2 separate regions of the Homo sapiens genome follow, and region 1 is linked to region 2. A link is an interaction called in ENCODE POLR2A ChIA-PET data of the cell type or tissue named here. Cell type or tissue: MCF 10A. All regions are shown on one strand. Each heading gives the region's core, and the rest is flanking DNA. Links, peaks and the distances in the headings are about the cores only.

The links. Peaks named below come from ENCODE experiments on the same cell type or tissue, not always from the same donor. Only the 100,000 strongest peaks of a DNase experiment are listed, where the experiment ranks them.
Region 1: POLR2A ChIA-PET joins it to region 2 with 5 read pairs; 6 of 35 experiments call an interaction of 5 or more read pairs at or near these places.

What each region holds. Positions count from the first base shown.
Region 1 is chr2:171,876,640-171,882,026 of GRCh38, forward strand. The region is part of intron 2 of SLC25A12 (solute carrier family 25 member 12); the gene reads right to left. Among named protein-coding and RNA genes, the nearest start is that of SLC25A12, 15 kb to the right of the region's middle. In MCF 10A, for the core only: no CTCF peak of the experiment used is centred there; no DNase peak of the experiment used is centred there.
Region 2 is chr2:171,821,344-171,826,730 of GRCh38, forward strand. The region is part of intron 9 of SLC25A12 (solute carrier family 25 member 12); the gene reads right to left. Among named protein-coding and RNA genes, the nearest start is that of SLC25A12, 70 kb to the right of the region's middle. In MCF 10A, for the core only: no CTCF peak of the experiment used is centred there; a DNase peak (open chromatin) is centred at 2,988.

The DNA of each region.
Region 1 (5,387 bases), core at 308-5,307, 56 kb after region 2:
TTATTTTTTTGTAAAGATGGGGGTCCCACTAGGTTGCCCCCCCACACACACATACACACTTAGTATAGCAAGCAATTTAATAGTTTCATAATATAATTTTCATTTTGTTCCTGTGTTTTCAAAGGATGAACTAAAATGACTTTAGATGAAATTACCCAAGTATGTCTATACTCCAAGTAACTTTAGAGTTTATCATTTGCCATTTCAAAGATATCTCTTAAGCAGTTGTATATCCCTCTGGGGCAAGAAGTCAAGGACACATGGAAGACATTGACATAAAGTAGCTGACAGTATCTGAAATGTATCTGAAATAGCTGGTCCATTTTCTTGATTAAACTTTTTCCAAGCCCAACTCAAGTATTTGAAATGTAAAAGAACATACAGCTTTGACATTTCCAGAAATATTTAAATTTACATTGAGTATAGTTAGCATGTGCTCAGGAAAGCCTTAACATTCTAAAGCTTAAGAAATAAAATAGATCTCATGAGATTAGAATCCTCATACATTTAATCAAAATTATTGTCTATAAAAGATGGCAGGGTTTCACATACAGATGTGTATCATAATTACACTGAACTATCTCTAGCTCCAAATGAGAAGATCATGCCATTTAAAAATGTTTTGCCTACCAAGCCAACAGATCAACATACCAAGGCTTCAACTGACTGGAATAAACTGGATAGCAATAACTCCTTTGCAATTTACCAAATTTAACCTTAAGTGACCTTTAGGATGTATGCAACCGGCTGGGCACGGTGGCTCACACCTGTAATCCCAGCACTTTGGGAGGCCGAGGCGGGTGGATCACGAGCTCAGGAGTTTGAGACCAGCCTGGCCAACATAGCGAAACCCCATCTCTACTAAAAATACAAAAATTAGCCAGGCCTGATGGTGGGTGCCTTCAATCCCAGCTACTCGAGAGGCGGAGGCAGGAGAATCACTTGAACCCAGGAGGCGGAGGTTGCAGTAAGCCGAGATCGTGCCACTCACTGCACTCCAGCCTGGGCGACCAGAAGAAGACTCCATCCCAGGAAAAAAAAAAAAAAAAAGGATGTATGCAACCTATATTATTATATTAACTACACATTACAAAGACTGACACACAACCCTAAATTTCCACTAAGAAAAAAAGGTTAACTTAAAATTCAATGATTTGAATGAGCATAAAGCCCAAACACTCTAAATGATACAAATTACTTGTTTAAATAGTTTAAGTTCATAAACAGATCCTTTGATGTTTTATATCTCTAAAAGATATTCCAGAGACTATAAAGAAAAATTCTGATGTGTTGTGACTAGAAAACTGGTTACTTTTAAAAAATTATATGGTGTATCAAGATTAAGGATTTTTGAAGTATGCACATCAAAACTAAGGCAATATATCTAGAAACACTGCTTTTTAAGCCAAAAATCTGCTGAGATCAAATCTTTCAGGTTATTTTGCATTCATTTTGAAACTGTGTACCAGGCACTATGCCTGGTGCCTGGTACTGGGGATGCAGAGATCAACAAGACATAGTGCCTGCTGTCAAGTAGCTCAGAGATGATGGCACGACGGACACTAAAACTGGGTCAGAAAACTTGGGTTCTAAACTCCTGTGCCATTAACTCAAGAATTTTTGGGCAAAACATGCAGATTCTTGGAGTCTCTTCTTTAACAAGGGTTTGCAGAAAAATTGCTGTCCTATTGTGAGGCAAAAATGACACCTTGAACACCAAAGTACTTCAAAATTGTAAAATATAACTTGAAATAGTTACTGTAAAATGCTTAGAAACAGAAAAGCATAGGATCTCTATTTCCCTCCTTGCTTAGTGAATTCTTCTGCTTTTGCCCAAACATGAAGAAATTATTGTTCTAACCTTTCATCTCTCTCCAAGCCAGAGTTTCCCTGGGTTGGCTTCCAGTATTCCTGGGCTTACCACGAGATCGGTCCTGACTGGTCTAGGCAGCTTTATCTCTGTCTAACCAACATGTGGCTGTAATATGAGTCAAAACAAACTGTTCCTCCATTACTTTGTTCCAACTGAGATGAACTGACATTTTCAGATCTTAACATCCTTTCAATTTCAGTAATTCAAATGACAATATCATGAAGTTTAGTAACTACAGATATCTCATAGAGCATTTCCCACATAGAAAAATGAATTATTTGAACAATAAAAGAGGACAATATGTACCAAGGCAAGTACTGAGTATATGAAGCTAGTTCTCTTACTGTCCTTCACTATTATGGCTCTTACTTCCAACAGAAGCCAAATTTAGTCAGGAATGCATGCCCTTTCACTACACAAGCACTCTACATAAGGAGCAAAGACCACAGCAGATCTGACACACAAACCCTGTTAAACAGTACAATGTGTAATTTGCCTTATTATGTTAGTTCAATTAGAATAAAAGAGCATTCTATCATAAATAATACTTTATAAGAAAAAAATTATTTTAAATACATATGGCCAGTTTGATTTTTTAACAACTTTATTAAGCCATATTAATTTTTAAAAACAAGGATTTTAATTAGTAATGTAAAATTTTTCCAATGTTACTCAAATCAACTACATGAGCATTAGGGAAAAGCAGTTGTATAAATCTAATTTTGATTAGCACTTTCAGTTGCATATTTTGGATATACTAGAAACAAAACCTTTTACTGATTTTGCTAAAAAAATATTATTCAGTGCTCTGTCTTCCTAACTCAGATTGCTTCCATGAATACTATGTGCTTATTTTTGTTGTTGTTTTAATATATTTTCACTGTCCACTATAGTAAGCCCTACTGTCAGCTACTGAATGATGCAATTTCTAACACAGCAGGGAGGTAAAGACCCTTATTAATCAATGAAATCAATTGAAGCTACCATAATAAAGAAGATCTACCAAAACAATTTTCCACTCAAAATAACCAAAAACCTTGGAAATAAAATAATGACCCAAAGAACCCAATAACTGGAACTAGAATGCTTCCCAAGGCAGATTAAGTTGAATAATTAATTTGCATCATTCCTTAAATAAATACTTTAGTCTCTTAGTCTAAGTAACCATGGGAACATACAAGAAGCATATATATGTATAAGCTTGGGCAAATCATGTCGCTTTGACAATCAAGGTGCTGCTCCTAGGGGGATGGAATGCCTTAATGTTGATAAGCCTTGATTAAATACCAAGATTTTTACCAAAGAGAAATAAGGACCTTTAACATAGCAGGGTGCAGAAAGTATTAAAAGATCTAAGAAACAGATCAACCAAATGCAATGTATGAATCTAGCTTGGATCCTGCTTTTTAACAAAGCTACTTAAAAATATATGAAACAATCAGAGAACTTCGACACTCAAAAGAAATTGATGATAAGACTTTTTTTAGGTGTGATAATGGTGTTATGATTTGGTTAGTTTTTCAGAGTGTTTATCTTTAGGAGCTACATACTGAACTATTTATGGATACTGCAAGATGATGTCTGAGAACTGCTTCAAAATAAGCCACTGTGGCTGTAATACAGATGAAGCAAGGTTAGCCATGATAATTGGTGACACTGGAATGACAGATATATGGTGATTCATTATACCATTTTCTCTTTTTTTGTATGAATTTTAAAGTTTATTAATTCAGTTAGAATTACAACAAACTTTTTAAAAAATAATTTCAAATCATATTTTATTTTTTTGAGATGGAGTCTCCCTCTGTCACCCAGGCTGGAGTGCAGTGGCGTGACCTTGGCTCACTGCAACCTCCACCTCCCAGGTTCAAGTGATTCTCCTGCCTCAGTCTCCCTAGTAGCTGGGATTACAGGCATGCACCACCACGCTAATTTTTGTATTTTTAGTAGAGGCGGGGTTTTACCATGTTGGCCAGGCTGGCCTCGAACTCCTGACCTCAAGTGAGCCACCCACCTCAGCCTTCGAAAGTGCTGGGATTACAGGCATGAGCCTCAATTCATATTTTAGATTAAGAGGGTACATGTGTGGGTTTGTTACAAGGGAATACTGTGTGATGCTGAGGTTTGGGGTACAAATGATCCCATCAGCCAGAGAGTTTGCATAGTTCCCAATAGTTTTTCCACCCTGTTCCCCTCCTTCCTTTCTCCCTCTAGTCATCCATGGTATCCATCATTATTCTATTTTCTCTAGATTTGTATATGTTTGAAATTTTTCATAACAAAGTTATTTAAAGGGCTACAGAAAAATAATGAAACAATTCTTTACACACTAACATACCTGTATCTCCAAATAATATTAAGTAAAAAAGGCGAATTGTATTAAAATATATAAAGCAAAGCTCCTCCGTTTACTGTATATCCTTGAACAAGCTACTTAACCTTTCTGGGGCTTAGTTTCCTCATCTGTAAAATGGGAATACTAATCGTTCCTACCTTATAGAGTTGTTCTGAGGATTAAATATGATGATTTATATAAAATACTTAAAATAGTGCCTGATACATAACAGTGACACAGTAAGCATTAGCTATTATTATTTATGTTTTTTAAAACCACAAAACCCCATATTTTCTTTTTTTGTTGTTGTTGTTGTTGTTGTTGAGACGGAGTCTCACTCAGCCACCCAGGCTGGAGTGGAGTGGTGTGATCTCAGCTCACTGCAACCACCATCTCCCAGGTTCAAGCGATTCTCCCATCTCAGCCTCCCGAGCAGTTGAGATTACAGGCATCCGCCATCATGCCTGGCTAATTTTTGTATTTTAGTAGAGATGGGGTTTCACCATGTGGGCCAGGCTGGTCTTGAACTCCTAACCTCAGGTGATCCAGCCGCCTCGGCCTCCCAAAGTGCTAGGATTACAGGCCATCGCGCCCGGCCAAAACCCCATATTTTCTGTGTAAATGTATGGGGAAAGATCAGAAAGAAACACGACCAAGAACAGTGGTTACCTCTTAGGTGGCAGGGAATTATTGGCTTTTGGGGTAGAGCTCAGGAAGGACTTCAAGCCTTCAGAAGTATTGGCTTTTGGGGTAGAGCTCAGGAAGGACTTCAAGCCTTCAGCTTTATACAGAATGTTCTATTTTTTTAAAAAAGTATTAATGTAGGGATGTGTAATTTAAGCAGCTCTAGGCTATGAGTCCTTTAAAAACAGGGATACCTTATTCATCCTCATACCTCTAGCACCTTGCACAGTACCTGGCTCTTTGTAGGACAATCAATAGCAATCTGTGTTGAACAGATCTGCTGAAAATAATGAGCCATGGGATGGGAGGGGTAGGGTAAGGACAGAAAAGAAGATGGGGAGAGGAAGACCACCATAAGAAAAAGACTAGAAAGAAGACTGAGAGAAAAAATTTTTCTGAAGAAAAAATGAGGTGAGGATACATTTCTTCTTCAGGGGTCCTAATTTTGGTTATTTTTTGTCATTTCACTTAAGGTATTTTTGCAGATAGTATGAC
Region 2 (5,387 bases), core at 67-5,066:
ACACATGTGTAAACATTTTTGTTAGGGACTACACCCAGGAGAGGAACCAACAGGTCACGGGGTATGTGTTTCTTCAACTGCAGTGGTACTGACAAATAGTTGCCAAAGTTGTGATGCTAGCAATTTCCATTCCTTCACCTCTTGAACAACACTTGCCATTGTCAGAGTATAATTTTGATCAATCTGGATAGTATAAAATAGCATCCCATTGCAGTTTTAATGTGTGTTTTCTTGTACTAATGATATTAAACTTTTCTATTATTTTTCCTTACCATTTGGATATCCTCTTTTGTGAGGTTTCTGTTCAGGTATTTAGCCAATTTTTCTATTGCATTGCCTGCCTTTTGCTTATAAATTTGCACAAGTTTATTATACTATATATTCTGGATACAGATCCTCTATTATTTAAATTATTGCAAATATCTCTGCCTATTGTGTAACTTGTCTTTTCACACTCTTAGTGGTATATTTTGATAAAAGTTCTTAAATCTAATGAAGTTTAACTTATTAATCTTTTTCTTTATGACTGGTGTTCTGTACTATTCACAAAATCTCTGCCTATCTCCAGATCATAAATAGAATATCTTGTGTTATCCTCTTTAATCTTTCACATTTAGGAACAGGAAAAGACTTTTGTGTATGGTATGGGGTAGTGATTTTTTTTCCTTGTTGAATATCCATCATTAATTAAAAATTTTTAAAAACAGGCCTGGTAAAATTTCAGCCAGCATCAAAAAATTAAAATATAAAACATTTCAGGCACTTAAAAAATACAAAGATATATTAATACTTTTTCCTCACTTCCCATCCCCTTCTACCTAATGGAAGTAGATGAGGGTAGATTAAGCAGTTGTGTCACATATATGTTTCAGCCCATCTTGGAGTTTGCTTATATGGGCTTCTCATATTTGATAACAGTAATAAGCACAATAATAGCAGTTAACATTTATTGCATGCTTAGCAGGTGTCAGGCTTAATGTAAGTGTATTATTACTCATGTAATTCCCATAACAATCCTATAAAGATGCATACTGCTATCCCTATTTATTTATTTATTTGAGACAGGGTCTCACTCTGTCACTCAGGCTGGAGTGCAGTAGTGTGATCACAGCTGACTGCAGCCTCAAATTCCTGGGCTCAAGCAATCCTCCCACCTCTGTCTCCCAAATAGCTGAGACTACAGGTGCATACTACCATGCCTGGCTAATTTTTTGTATGTTTTTTTAGAGACAGGGTTTCATCATATTGCCCAGGCTGGTCTCAAACTCCTGGGCTCAAAACAACCTGCCCGCCTTGGCCTCTCAAAGTGCTGGAATTACAGGCACAAGCCACTGTGCCTGGCATACTGTCCCTATTTAATAAATGAGGAAACAGAATGAGAGGATGTTACATAATCAGTGGCCAGGCTCTTAACTACTCTCTCCCTCATAACTTCTAGTTCTGGACTCACAGATTCTCCATCATAAACAAGTGTTTTCATAACAACTTTCATAAGGTGAGATAACAAGACATATATCCTTCTTCCTATTTTATATTTAGGTTTCTAATAGATTCATATAAGGGAATACTCTGCATAATAAATGTAAGTAATTATGTACTTCTAATTTGGCAATATAGGAAAAATTACAAGAGAATCAAATCAAGATATCTTCTGGAAGTAACATGGGAATAGTTAAGGTTAGCATTACTGAAATTCTGTGAACTAAAGAATGTTAAAAACTGAGTCACTAGGATTGTAGTCTATATGGCTGCCTTACAATGCCTCATAAACCTGAAATATGTTAACTGAGGAATGTTTTTTCAAGGCTGAAAATTGAAGAAAGTTTATTCCATTACTTTGGTTGCTATAAGAACTTAAGCATATTTTCATATTATTCTACTTGAGTCCAGCCTGTATTCCTTATAAAATTTTAAATGTTACAAAGGAAAAAGGAGGATAAATTTAGAATTCTGAAAATAAAATCCATTGATACATACCATTCTACAGAATGCAGGAGCTTGAAGGCTTCTCAGAAATACATGAAGATACTCACTTTATTAAAGGGAAAACTGAGTCCCAAATAAACTTGTATCAAATCTCAAGGACAGTAAAGATCAGATTTCACAATGGCCATTAGTGGACATTAATCTGAATCCTTAACCTTCACAAATCTGTTTCTATAAAATTCTAATAATTATTTATTATTTCTGTTGAGTTCTATTTTCTCAGATTTTGTTCCTATAATAATGTACAGGAAAATATACACTTAAGACCTTAATTTTTATTTCTCTGTACCTAATCCTCAGTAGAAAGACTATCTTCTATGTGAGAGGAAACATCAAACATTTTAGCTGAGTGCAGTGGCTCACACACACTGTAATCCCAGCACTTTGGGAGGCCAAGATCAGTGGATTAATGTAAGCTTAGGAGTTTGAGACCAGCCTGGGAAACATGGCTTAACCCTGTCTCTACTGAAAACAAATTAGCTGAGCATGGTGGTGTATGCCTACAGTCCCAGCTATTCAGGAGGCTGAGGTGGAAGGATCACCTGAGCCGGGGAGGTCAGGACTGCAGTGAACAGTGATTGTGCCTGGCTGACAGAGTGAGACCCTGTCTCCACAAAAAAAAAAAAAAATTGTCCTGAGACTCTGAGGTTCTTCCTTTGGGGACAATGTAAGAATACCTAAGACTTCTACCAGCTCTCCAGAAATTCTAGATCCCTGTACTATCTCACTGGTTAAGGAAAGGCAGAGAAAGCACTCCCCATCACTCTGGATACCAATCAGAGACCCAGGGAAGAAGAAAATGGTGGTTTTTATCACTGCCCATTTCCTAAATATCTGAAAAGACCCTTGAGGCCACCCATCCCAGCATAAAAGCATCAGCGCTGCCACTGAAGACAGGCAAATCATCTTGAATCTGTCTTAAAAAGAATTCACAGCAGTAGCAAAATTACATCACTTTCCTAAGGATGAAGAAATGTGAAGGATGCAGACTCAGGGTGCCAAAGATTGCAAAACAAGCTTCAGATATGGCCTCTAGGAAAATTGCTAGGGGCAAGAGAGGTGGGTGAATAGAAAAGTAAGCAGCAGAAAAACTGAGGAGGAGAAATGAGTTGAGACTTTTAAATTCAATGTTTTTAATAAGCTAAATGAAATATTCCCCAATTACAAATATTAAGGAAACCTCCAGGGAGAGCTATATCAATAGACACATGCAACACTGCAAAATATCTTCTTTTGAAATGCAATTTTTCAAAATTCAAGAGCAAATTTTCACAGATGTATAGGCTACAAAAAATAAAATTAAATTCAGTAAGAGCTCTTTAAATATTTCAATGTCTCTTAATTTTATTAAAAATTTTTCACATTCTTTCCTTTTATTAAACATAATTTTATAAAATTTTATTTTTTTAAAATCACTGAATTGAAATAAATCCATCTATTTTTAAAGGATCTGAGACCTCCTAATGGAAATAAACTTTTTTCTTTTTTTTTTTAAGACAGAGTCTCACTCTGTTGCCCAAGCTGGAGTGTAGTAGCACAGTCACGCTCACTGCAACCTCAACTTCCTGGGCTCAGGTGATTCTCCCTCCTCAGCCTCCCAAGTAGCTAGGACTACAGGCACACGCCATCACGCCTGGCTAATTTTTTGCATTTTTTTTTTGTAGAGATGGGGTTTTGCCATGTTGCCCAGGCTGGTCTGGAACTTCTGGGCTCAAGCAATCTGCCTGCCTCAGGCTCCCAAATTGCTGGCATTACAGGCATAAGCCACTGTACCCAGCCTGGAAATAAACTTTGATGGCAGCAGATAAAAGAGTTTTTCTGATACAAAAGAAGCTAAATTGCAATGAGTTACAACATATTTTAATCTGTAGGAAGCTTTATTACACATCAAGCAAACAGTTAAAGTATTAATACAAAATGCAGATATAATGGTTTCTTTTCCATTTTCAATTTACTTCAACCTGACTACAAAATGTTCTTGTTCCTTATGTAAAGTAGAACTGTAAATTCTAATTAGTTTCACAGGCAGAATCATCATTCCATGGAGCTCAAGTAGAAGAAAGGTTTCCTAACCAAGTCTTCCCAAAGCGAACTACACTTAAACATATCTTGATGTTTCATTAACACATTTGGTGAAGGTGAACAATAACAGCAAGCCAACCCTGGCTACTCACCAATGTGGCAGCAATGAAGAAAGAGCAGACATAGCCTCTTTCTATAGCATGCACATTTAGTAACTGTCTCTCTCTCTCTCTCTCTCTGTATCCTGTCTTCTTTATCCATGCCCTCCCCACGTCGCCTTGCCTAGTATGGCATCACACTCTCCTAGAGAATTATGAGGAACACAGGTTCCATGTCTATTAGAGCAGGAAAGTACCAGGAGGACAATGACTGGCCCTCCTAACCCTTACCCACACACAAAAGCAATGTGATCATCTGCTACCACTGAAACTTCCTAAGTGCTATAGAAGTGGAAGTTTCAACTTAAAACGAGATTTATTAAAAACTGTTCCATTCCACTCTTCAAGGTAATTTCATGGATTTTCTTTTTCTTACCAAGATAGTATTTGTAAAATCAGAAATGGGATTGTATTAATTTTATAGGACTCAGAAGCTACTGTTTTAATCATTCTTAACATTTATAAAAACCAAAAGTAATATTTATCAAAAATGTAATTAACAGTCAGGGTTTTCTTTCTGGTTTCACTAATTACTTTTTTTTTCCTGGCTGTAATCTGTAAGGCACAATCCCAGTGAATGATTTATTTAATTTGAGGGAAGTTTTTTAATTTTAGAAACCCTATAAATATCAGTTTAATGATACAAAGTAAACCTAACACTAATCTTTAAATGTGACGAGGCAAATGAAAAGAATGCTAATTCTAAGGGGAACGGGGTCAAACCCATGTATGTTTGAACTCTTATTTTCCTTATCTGAACAAAACAAAAAACAAAACACAAATATAAATCTAGTTATCTCATAAAAATATTCTATAGGCTGGGTGTGGTGGCTCATGCCTGTAATCCCAGCACTTTGGGAGGCCGAGGCAGGTGGATCACCTGAGGTCACGAGTTCAAGACCAGCCTGCCCAACATGGCAAAACCTTGTCTCTACTAAAAATACAAAAATTAGCCAGTTGTGGTGGTGCACGCCTGTAATCCCAATTACTCGGGGAGGCTGAGGCAGGAGAATCTCTTGAACCCAGAAGGCAGAGGTTGCAGTAAGCCGAGATCACGCCATTGCACTCCAGCCTGGGCAACACAGCCAGACTCCATCTCAAAAAATATATATATATTCTATAAAAGTGGGGGTAACAGTAGTTCTATAAAGGTAATCTTTAAGCTAAGTAAAGTCTTTCTCTGGAAAGTAATTTTTAATTTTTACAGCATTCAGAAGCTGT